Linked DNA regions of Homo sapiens: region 1 is linked to region 2. Evidence: chromatin contacts called from ENCODE Hi-C or POLR2A ChIA-PET data. All regions are on one chromosome and are shown on one strand. The core of a region is the stretch at or near the end of the contact, and the rest is flanking DNA. Distances in the headings are between cores, read along the strand shown.

The links. A loop is a pair of places that touch in the nucleus more often than their neighbours do. ChIA-PET counts read pairs that join two places held with the same protein, here RNA polymerase II (POLR2A). Pooled maps may share reads with other maps.
Region 1: a map of posterior vena cava shows a loop between it and region 2 (3-fold over the local background). The contact joins two enhancer-like sites. A Hi-C loop is called at or near these places in 2 of 168 maps with a recorded cell type or tissue (Right ventricle myocardium inferior and posterior vena cava), 1 of 37 single-sample maps with no recorded cell type and 5 of 50 pooled maps. POLR2A ChIA-PET finds 5 or more read pairs at or near these places in 1 of 52 experiments (activated CD8-positive, alpha-beta memory T cell).

What each region holds. Positions count from the first base shown.
Region 1 is chr17:57,661,729-57,667,494 of GRCh38, reverse strand. The region is part of intron 11 of MSI2 (musashi RNA binding protein 2); the gene reads right to left. Among named protein-coding and RNA genes, the nearest start is that of MSI2-AS1, 56 kb to the right of the region's middle. RefSeq lists an enhancer at 2,456-3,062 and a silencer at 4,241-4,533. Within about 2 kb of position 4,479, at least 25 of the 41 ENCODE cell types and tissues checked have a DNase peak (open chromatin) inside an H3K27ac peak, as active enhancers do.
Region 2 is chr17:57,532,947-57,538,471 of GRCh38, reverse strand. The region is part of intron 7 of MSI2 (musashi RNA binding protein 2); the gene reads right to left. Among named protein-coding and RNA genes, the nearest start is that of MSI2-AS1, 73 kb to the left of the region's middle. RefSeq lists enhancers at 4,457-4,646, 4,657-4,706. Within about 2 kb of position 3,032, at least 4 of the 41 ENCODE cell types and tissues checked have a DNase peak (open chromatin) inside an H3K27ac peak, as active enhancers do.

The DNA.
Region 1 (5,766 bases), core at 3,230-5,729, 130 kb before region 2:
TCCTGCTTGTGTGAACTATCTGCCAGGCTTCACCAGACCAGGCTTCGAGTCTCAAACGCAGGATGGTGTTCCTGATCCCTCTCCACCGTGAACGGATGCTTCAACAACACCTTACCCTGAGTCTCTAAAGCGCTTCAGAAGAGGAGGGAAAACCAACCCGGGAGACAAATGTTTATGGTTTGGCTGAAGCAGGCGGTGTTTTAACACTAACATCCTGCTGCCTCTTCCTTAAATTAATTGGCTTCAGACTCCAGGCCCACACAGGTTAGAATTTGCAAGGAATAACAGACAAGGAGGCTCCCCGGAACCTGCAGCACCCATGCCATGCTGCATTGAACCACCCAGCAGCTGGGCACGCAGCCCTGGGGAGGCGAGATGCCACCATCACCACTCAGCAGAGAAAAGGCAGAGAGGTGGCCCCTGTTGGGTGATACCAGAGCCTTTGCTTCCTCATCCAGCCCTCCCAGGTCTGAGACTCCACAGGAAATAGACAGGGAGCTTGCTGCCCGGAGACAACTCCCTACTGTCTCTTACAGTTTGGTGGCTCCAAGTTTCTCCTAGTTCAGTCCTGAAAATGTCCCTTGCTTTGCTTTGATCCATTGACTGCCTCTGTCTTTGAAGCACACTCGTCTCTTTTTTTCAAAAAAGAAGTCAGTTTGGCTTTTCCCCACATGTCGCCAGCCACCCTCTCATGTTGCTGCTCTGTGGTGTGCTCAGGCACCAATTCCCAACCTGAAAGCTACCTCCCTGCCTGCTACCTGCCAGGAGGCTCAGATCCTTGCTTGTGTCTTATAAGTGATTGCACTCACTGCAGGCCCAGTTTCTGCATGACAGACTGCTGCTAAAAGAAAACACTGTGAAATCCAAGGCTGGGACCACAGACTTACGAGGCAGCCTAATGTAGTCTTCTCAATCATGATGAAAAGCTATGTAAGAATTAGATATCACTCTGCCCCTGTTAGGCCTGATACTGGTAGGGACAAAACAGGGCCTGGAGGTGAAAACCAATGAGGCAAGAAGCACAAAGTTCTAGAAGCTGTAGCTTCTGCAGGTGTGAGGCTGGAAAGGGAACTCATACTTATGAGCCCCTACTGTGTTGCCAGGCATGTTGGTAGGTGTTTCACACGATCTTTTTTCATGCTCCGAACATCTTGTAAGAGCAGCTGTGTAACCCCTGTTACAGATAAGAAGACCAAGGGTTTGAACAGCTAGGAAATGTGTCCAATGCCACACAGTGTCTCAGACAGGACCAAATCTGGCTCTAACTTGAAGGCACATGCTTTTTAAATCATGCTGCTCAGTTGTCCCTTCTGGAATCACACTTTGACAAGGTTTCCTCTGTTTACTTGGATCTTTCTTTGCCCCAGAGAAACTGCAAATTCAAGGACACAGAATAGATTCTCCAGCCTTGGAGTAGAAGCTCCTAAGGGCTTGGACCCTGTTGCCTTTCCAAATTGGGAGCTCCCTGGCAGTGGAAACATCTCTTCCATCACGGTGGGGGTTCCCTGAGGTCAGGATCTGACTGCCCCAAGAGATACAGGACTGCCTCTCTCCTGAGGACTAGGCCACCCTCCACTACGCCACAGCCCAAAGAATAAGCAGACTTGCAGTACTGGTGGGGTCAGCGTGGAAGCAGAGAGGGCACTGCCAGAGGGAAAGTAAGCCCTGGTTAACCCTGGGCCCTCGCTAGAACTCCCCTCCCCCACCCCAGGAAAGTGCCTGGACCCAGGGGGCCACCCAGAGAGCTGATCTCAGTCCTAAAAGACCACTCCATTCTGCTGAGAGCCAAGTCCTTTTGGGAGCTGGCACACCCTAGGGCTGAACGGTATTTACTGCCCAATCATATCTAATAGAAAACTCACTGCTGGGGCTCTAGCAGGCAGGGGGCAGGGTGGGGTGGGGAAGTTATCCCAGGGGCAGCCCCTTGAGGACCCACACAAAAGACTTTCCACTTGAGTAGCTCCTTTTTAATAATTATAAAAGCACAGGAGTTTAATCCATTTTTGATGTAAGCACTAATAGTTCTGTGTCCTTGAAGTTCAAAGCAGGCGCATACATGTCACTAATTAGCCAAGCACAGAGCCATTCAGCTCCCTCTCATGTTTCTAATTAGGTCTTTAATAACAAACAAACTCCGACCTTACCAAAAGGCTCCCATTGGTCAGTCAAGGAGGGCGGCTGCTTCTCTGTTTACAGTTGCTGCAGGCTGCTAGTTCTACTGGTACATGCCCTTAATCTCAGCCAGGACTGGCCTGTCCTCGAGAGAGACAGGAGGGTCCCTCTATGAGGACAAAAACCCCTTGGTCCACCCTGGAGGGTGGCCTTCCTGACCCTGCTGGGAAGACTAATGGAGGCTGGAGAGCCGTGGGCTCCACAGCAGCAGGCTAGAGATCCCAGCCCCACCTCCCCACCTCCCAGTTAGAGGAGGCTGGGGTACCAGTGACAGCCACAAAGATGTTATGGAGCTTTACATCCAGCAAGAACATGATGATACTTGAGCCCCGTGTTACACACTGGGCCTGCCTGAGGCTCACCCTGCTAGATTCTGGTTTGATGGGTCTGTGATGCAGCCTGGCCACTGCACAGTTTAAAAACTCCCCAGGTGATCCTAACAGGATCAAAGTTCCTATTAGGAACAGCAGCAAAGTTCAAGAGCCACTGAACTGGCCACAATCTCTGGGTTGATTTGCTCATTGACAGCAGCTATTAACAGGTCCACTATTATTCATGAATACCATCCACACAGAATCAAACCCTAAGAGATTTAATCAACCACACCCAAGGATGGAAGTCTGAGGACAGATGTGTAAAATGATACACAGTTCTGGAACCGCTTCTGTCCCTCCCATTGCCTTCATGCATTAAACAATTCATGGCTGTTTTCAAATTCCCACGAAGTTTCCTATCACCTGGAACCTCTTGGCTTTCTCTCCACTCACTTCTCTCAGATCTTTTTTCTTTTTTTTTCCCCTTTTTTGAGAGGGAGTCTTGCTATGTCACCCAGGCTGGAGTGCAGTGGCGCACTCTCAGCTCACTGCAACCTGGGCCTCCCGGGTTCAAGTAATTCTCCTGCCTCAGTCTCCCCAGTAGCTGAGACTACAGGCACACACCGCCACACCTGGCTGATTTTTGTATTTTTAGTAGAGATGGGGTTTCACCATGTTGGCCAGGCTGGTCTCAAACTCCTGGCCTCAAGTGATCAGCCGCCTCGGCCTCCCAAAGTGCTGGGATTACAGGCGTGAGTCACCGTGCCCGGCCTGTTCTCTCAGATCTTAAGGCACTGTCACTGTCCCTGTTCCTATCTCCAAGGAAAAGGGATTTCCAGCTTTGGAAACAGCAGCAAAACAGAGCTGTAGAGCTGAAATGGCTCCCAAGGACCCTTTAGTCTGAATTCCTCGTTTAGTAGAGGTGGAAGCAGGCCTGGAACCAAGTCTTCTGATTCCCTACTCTGCCTTCTATGCTCTTATGCTGCCTCTATTTTTTTTTTTAAGCTGTTAATCATCCTCACTGGAGTAATCAACAAGGCAACCTCTCCCCCTAGGAGGGAGAAGGAATAGAAAGCAAGCCTCTCAGCTGCTTTAACTTCGAAGGCCAGGGCATGGGGAGCCACGGGGACAACCCTGAACACAGTGTAAACCTCCAGCAGATCATTTCCAAGCCTGAACGGAATGTGCCCTTTAAGCCAGATGGGAGGGGAGTCACTGGAGTCTTGGGGGCTACCTCCATTGAAGACTTAACGACTATTTTACACACCTGGAGCTGATCAATCAAAAGCCAGAAAACACAGAAGGACACAGCAAAACTGGACTAGGGGTTTCCTCTGACACCGGTCCATAGTGTCTGCTTTGCTGCTGTGTGTCTGTCTTTTCTCTGAAGGATGGTGACGCTGCCGCCACCTTTCCACCTGAGTCAGTGACGGACCCGGACTCCAGGACATCCTGGATCCTATGTCTGTCACACTGAGCCTCTCCTCTTCTCCCCAAGGTCAGAAGCCCACCCTCTCCAGGATATAGTCAGAAATAACTTCCCGAAAGAGGGGCGAGCGGGGCTGGGGTGCCTTTCCCGGCTACACAAGCCTCTGCCACAGGCACGCAGGCATCAAATGTTTACCACAGACCTGGGCAGACCATTTTATTAATATTAATAAGTAACCAGGAACAAAGGGCCCCTTTATTTTTAGCTTTCTCTAATTGTGTAGTAATTACTCATCTACAAAACAAATGAGGCCCTGCTCGCGGTTGCCATGGTACCGGGTGCCCAGCCTCCCTGCAGGATGATTGGCCAAGAAGCCCGCTGCTCCCGCCTTGGCCCCGCCCCTCCACCCCGCCACTGGCTCAGAGCAAAGCCCCAGCAACTGGGCAGCCAATCCCCTCCCAGCCCTAAGGCCGGGCGGGGCTTCCCAGCGACCTTCCAGAAGCGGTCCTCGCAGCCCACAGGAAAAAATGTTGACTCATCCCTACAGAGGACGTCTGTCTTCCCAGAGAAGCCCGCCCGTGCTCCATCGCCTAGTTTCTTCTGGGCATTGGCTAACTTCCCTCAGCCTTGTTTCAGCTAAAGGTTCCCTTCCAATAATTCTCTTCAGGCTGGCTTCCTCTTACACGACCACGCCTCCTCCCGGCCTCCTTTGTCTGACATTGGTCTGAGTGCATTCAGGGACCAGAAACCTGTCAGCCAAAGCCAGGCAGTGTCTGCAACAGCAGGAGCAGGTGCAAAAAATACTTATACCGCCTCCTGAGGCCACTCGTAAATGATTTGGGGTTATCTCCTCCCCCAAGGATAATGGAGAATTTAGTTAAGAGCAGCTGTGGTTTTTTCTTGAGTGTCTGTTTTAAGGTTGCAGAGCCTGGCTCAGCCATCCCAGGGCTGGTACGATGGAGCGTCCGCTGACAGTGGCTTAGAGGACAGAATGACGACAGGCTTAGGCTCAAATCCTGTCTCTGCCACTTCAGATAAGCTACTATCCTTTCCAAACTACAGTTTTTAAATCTTTAAAATGGGAATGAGAATGACAGTGCTCACTTCATAGGGTTATGAGAATTTAATGGGATAAGGCAGGTGGGCTTGACATGGTACTTGGCTCACTCATAATACATGTGAGCTATTATTATTAACATCTATTATCATTATTGTATTCAAATTGACTAGGATGTGTCTCTAGCATTCTATTGACCACTTACAAGATACCTTCCCCTGGAACCCTCTTAGCCTATACCACGGAGTGGCTGCCATCGTGGTGTTCTCATCCCCTGACAGATCTAATTTCAACAGCCCATCACAGCTGTTCAAAGGCATTATTTGTCTGCTTCCTGTTCTGTAGGATCCCAAGCTGGGAAGGGAGACCTTTTTAAAAAAATTAATATTAATAAGCAACCAGGAACAAAGGGCCCCTTCATTTTCTGTGTTTTCTAATTGCATAGTAATTACTTATCCATATGAAGAATGAGGACTAGGCTGACTTTGCCGCCGGGAGGCCTGATGGTTTGTATTGTTGGGGAAAGCAGGTGCCACCCGCAGACACATGCAAAATATCTTCCAAGGACCCATAATCTCACCTTTCATTCAGGAGAGCTCACCCATGAGGAAGAGGACTGAGGACATGGGCAAAGGAGGGGGTGCCCCAGGTAGGGTGAATCAGGTATGGCTTTCTGGCACTTTGAGCCAAATTTTGACAGAGAGGGCAAAGACAAGGACAGAGGGAAATGGAGTGGCAGAAAGAAAGGGGACAGTGGCCACCTCAAGGGCAAAGGAATGGGAAACAATAGCCCC
Region 2 (5,525 bases), core at 1,783-4,282:
TCACGCCCAAGGGAAAGCTGGGATCTGAAACCGAGTATGACCAACTCTAAAACTCAAGCTCTTTGCAGCATACCATGCTGATATACAGATACAGATGGGATAGCGTACACCCTCTGATCCACAAACTGAAAACAGAGGCTGAAGTCCAGAGGTGCATAATAACCGGGACCCCTCTAGGAACCTTAAGTCCCAACGGGGAGGCAGCCACCCAGGGCTTGCGGCGACCCCTGGCCCAGCCCTCTCCGGCCACTGGCAGTGCCGTGATGCTAAGAAAGGGGGTGCTTTTAATCAAGCTGCCATGCTAAAAGCTCCTTTCTCTTCAGATCTCCACACTCTGCCCTCACCGAGATCTTAAACCATGTTGTGAGAGTCAGAGCCTGGGCCTCTATGGGAACAGGACCAAACAAAAGATTCATTGTCCCTCTCTACAAAAAAACCACTTCTGGGTCAGTGAAGTTGCTGACCCTGAGCCCACTCCCTTTCTGCTTCCGTGGGCCACAGCAGGGGGAGGCAGGAAGACCTATTAGGTCACCACCCTTTTGGTGCCAGGGCTTTTATTCCAAAGGAAAGAAGTTTAAGATTTGTATTTTGGCTAAAAAAGTGCAGCTCATCCTGGGTACCAAACTCCCCCTGGCTTTGCAAGCTCCCTCTTGCCCCGGGCACCCTGTCCCCCAGCCCTGTTGCTAGGAAGTTGAGGGCTTTGTATTACTCCGTGTCTCCAAAGAAGAGCAGGTGAACAGAAACCAAGCTACTGTGTTGATTAATATCTCAAGAGACAGCGCCGGAATGGGCGCTTCCGGAATTGAGTTAACTCGGGGGAAAAAAATGAAAGCACACTCCTTGCTTTCCTGTCAGAAATAAAATTAAGGTCTTGGATCGATGTTGCCAGATTCTACAGGAATCCTTAATGGCCTCCTCTACATGTTTTCAAATTCACATTCCCCTTCAACCCTACCCTTTTAATTGGTTATTTGCGAGGTCATGTTTGCACCAATTTCTCAGGAAGGCTAATGGTGTTTATTTAACGAGAAAATAAAATGTGCAGACAGCTCCGGGGCTGGTCTCTGAAAGATGGCAAAGGGTGGGCTGACTCTTTATCCCACCCCCTCCTTTGCCCTCCATCGCTGCAAGGTTACAGGGCCTGGGGATACAGCCCTGCAAGGCAGTGAAGAGGCGGGTGTGCCCCTCACGGTGGGCACGCAGCATGCCCACCCCCTCACACAGTCCCAGCTTTAGAATGAGCCCACTGGAGGCACAGAACCTTGGGTTCTGAGAATCTGGCAGAGGGGCAATGGCTGTCCTCTTATTGCCACTGTTGGACTAGGCGATTCTTCCTTGTTCTAACTCAAGTGTGCCCAACATTGAGGCTACACAGAACTCTTTTCCAATGGAAACTCTTCAAGTACCCAAAGGCTGCAATGAATGACCACATCACAGCTCTCCACTCCCCTCAAGACCTCTTGGACTCAATCATATTGAGTTTCTACCCCATTCTCACCATTCTCTCCCAGATTCCTGTTGGTCAATGTCTTTCTTAAACAGTTGCCCACCGCCCCACCCTCTGCCACCCAACAATGGTCCACTCTGGAAAGAGAACTGGATTTTCACCTAACCCCATCTAGGACCCTGAACTTACCTAAGAGAACCCAGCTGGCATGTTACATCACACTACGGACTAAACTGAAAGCTCTGGGAGGCCAGGAACCCTGGCTGTTGGTGGTGGTCTATGACAGACTGTCCGCTTTCTTGTCAAGTGGTTTCTAATCCTGGTGCAGAATTAGGATCAATACCAATAGTGACCAACTGTTGGTTTACAGGCTTCCAATAAACCCCTTAACACATCTCAGACTTGGGAGAGGATTTGATGGATACTTAACACCATCAACAATTAGTGAAAAGATAAGAGCAGATTTGAGAGGTGGGGAAAATACTACCGGTAAAATGCCAGCAGGGAAGACAGGCAGCAAATCCTGCTCCAGACCCCAAACGAGGGCAGCGTGGGAGCCAATCTTTTGCAGGCTGCCCTCCTGTCACATCAGCAAAAGTGTCATCACCAGCTGTGATTCTACACATCCTTATCATACTTTCTACTCCCTCCAACAACCCTTCTTCTTGGACTGTGCCCTTTCTGGCCAGAGGGTCTGATCGTTTTTGTCAAATACACTTATTCCTCCATCCTACAAAGTCACATGTACAGCTTATACAGTCCCAACGTTCTTCCCTAGGTAAATAAAGTCAGAATGTTAGACTCTCATTAGGAAGGACATGCATACATTATGTCTGACATCCCACACCTACAAGTGAAGCAATGCTTTAAATTATTTTAAAATGTAACCTACACCTTTGTGAAACTTTTTTCTATGCCCTCTTTTTTTTTTTGAGTAATAGACACCAATAAACAAATAATGACAGTGCAATTCTTAGGCATCTTTATACATCGTACATAAAAGAGTCAATCTGGACTTCAGAGGTCAATTTCAAAAGTGAGTGTCTGGCAGGTATTCAAAACATTAAGGGCTGTTCTTCCTCCTTAGAAAAGCATTATCTTCTATCACAGCTTAAGTTACATCTTACTGGCACCATTTTAATAAATAAACCGATTACGCAAATTACAAAGACCTTAAACTTTGGCCAGCTGCTTTTCGGGACAGAGACTGAGCAAGCTCCAGGAAGAACCCAAGCTCTCCGGCCACCTGCCTGGATGCTCCTCCCTCTGGCTGGATCCCCAACCACTGCACCTTTCCAGCCCAGGAACTGGGATAAACCACAGCCACTCTGGGAAAGGACCCTCTTAGTTCAAGAGGCCTGCCACTGATGGTGCTCGCTGGGGCTCACAAAACCATCCCACCCCCTTCCAGTGGGTCTCAGGGCTGTTATTCCTCTCCAAAGCCATTAGCATTGCATTTAATAAGCAACTGCTAACTGCTGGCAGAAGAGTCATCCATCACACTAATCTTTATTTCTCTCCCCGTGTCTCCTGTTCCTTTGCCTCTGGCAATGTTCCAGGGCAAGCAGGCCTGCTGGGTAATGAAGGCCACAGGGATGTCCTCTGCCAGAAACCACTCCCTCACCAGGCTATGGGATTAGCTTCAGAGACTCCTCACCTCCTTTCAACTAGGCCTCAACCATCCAGATCTTCCCTGGAGGAACCCAGCTGTGCAGGGCTCAGGAACCCAGGGCTCTGAAATTGGAGGGAAGGACAGCTGAGGATCCTCTACAGTGACCCTCACAATGGGGAGGGTTCCCTTCCCCCATAAGGAGGTGAGTGTGAGATTATTTCAGCAAGCAACATGCCCGCATTCCACTTTCTCCATCAGGGCTGAGGTTGTGGGGACACTGGAGAGAGAGCTGGCCAGTGCACCCTTCCTCCCTCCCGCTGGCTGTCTACTCCCCGGCCTCCTGCCAACAACAGAGCAAACTGGAAGGACAGCACCTTGTTGCCTCTTCCCTCCCTGTCCCTCCCCTCCAGCCCCACTTGGGATCAATACTTAATGCCAAGTCCCAGATCTTATCTGACTTTTACAAGGATAAAGCAACAAACTTCCCCCTCCTAATGATTAAATCCATTGACGATCAGCCCAGTGTTTTCCAGACCATCTCTAACAACTTTTAGACAGCAAATGAAGTGACTCTGAGAAGATTGGAAAGCCACCATTCTCCGCTCCCCCTGGGCACAAATCATCGTATGGAAGGCCAGGAAATGAAGTGAGGGACAGGGCCAAGGGAGGCATCCAGGTTTTTGTTTTATATTTTTGTGAGACGGAGTTTCACTCTTGTTGCCCAGGCTGGAGTGCAATGGCGCCATCTCGGCTCACTGCAACCTCCGCCTCCTGGGTTCAAGCGATTCTCCTGCCTCAGCCTCCCGGGTGGCTGGGATTTCAGGAGGCACCCACCACCACACCCGGCTAATTTTTGTATTTTTAGTAGAGACAGGGTATCACCATGTTGGCCAGGCTGGTCTTGAACTCCTGACCTCTGGTGATCCACCCGCCTCGGCCTCCCAAAGTGCTGGGATTACAGGTGTGAGCCATCGTGCCGACTGGCATCCAGGTTTTAACAACAGCTCTGCTCCTTGTCTGGCTGCAGGAATCTGCTATGCAATATTCCAAACTTATGTGCCTTAATTTCTCCAAGTGGAAATGGAGGAGCACGGTCATCCAGCAAGAAGGCTGTTGTGGAGAAGGACAGAAAATGAGGAAATACCAAACCCTTAAAATGACCAGCTCCTCCGCTTTAACCAGTTACCTTGCACAATGCTTGCAGAGTGTAAGAGCCTGAGCTCCAGGTCAGACAGGCTGGGTTTACGTCCCAGCTCTGCTTTCACCAGTGTGAGACTCTGGGCAGCTCGGTTCACCTATGGCTGTCTGTCATCAAGGTTCAATGGTAGGTGCCAGCACTGTGCTAAGCACTTGGTGTTGTAAGTGCTCAGAAAGTGTTGGCTGTTTCTATCAAGATTGCTAACATGGCCTGCTTAGACAGCAACAGAACTCCACACACCATCACAGTGGGTGCTGTGTCAGGATGCTTAGATCCCCTTCAGGAATGAAGGACCTCCTTCCCAGTGGCTGGGAGTGCTGCTGGAAGATAGTCCCCAGCTGGAAGTCCCCTCCAGGATTTCCCCAGGGGAAGCCCAGGTCACATCAGCCTCACAGGGTGGGCTGCACCCAATGACAGGCCAGCGTGCAGGCATCAAGGATGGCACTCCCACCCCAGCTGGGGACCCCTGAAGAACCACCCCATTACAGAAGGGCATCGCAAGTCAGCTTCTCCCTCTGCCCTCTCCTGATCAAGAGCACTTCTGGATAAACCTCCCACTTGCTAATCCCTTCCTAGAGTTGCTTCCCAGGGAACCCAACCTGCAACAACTGCCCATTCCCTCCCCTAGTCACAAAAACAGCAAAGGAATTCATCTTGAACATTCTCACAGTTAAAAAGCTAAAGGCCAGAAACATACTTCAGGTCCTGGGGCTCATCAATCCCAGGTCTCTTATTTTTTAGAGGAAGAACCTGAGATGCTCAGAGGTCAGGGAATGTGCCCCCAGGAAAAATGTCATGGGAGCAGCAGAAGCTGGAGGAAGGCCCATCTGCAAGGAGAAAGGTGAGAGCCCCCACATCTCCAGGGCTCCACCCACTGTGAGTCAAAGACTGAACGTGGGACCCTCTTCCTGCTTGCAGGGTGGAAGACATACATTGCGGGAGGCTCATTCTCTCCTAGGTCCTGGGTTCTCTCCCATGGCACTAGTGAGCCCCAGGCTGGTGCTCCTGTGGATGGGAGATACAAGCTGCCGCCATGCAGATGGAACTGAGGGCATCCCTGCCCCAACAGAGACCAACAGGGAGCAGGGACAGGAGGTGACCAGTGGGGTCAAGGAGTGGAAATTCTGCCCTGACCTGTGGCTCCTAACAGCAAGTGGAGACTGAATGGGCCCTGGGAGCCTGGCCCACCTGACGCTCATCAGATGTTAAGCCCAGTTCCCTGTGGTTATCCCCGAGCAGCAAATGTCACACAGCTCATGTCACACAGC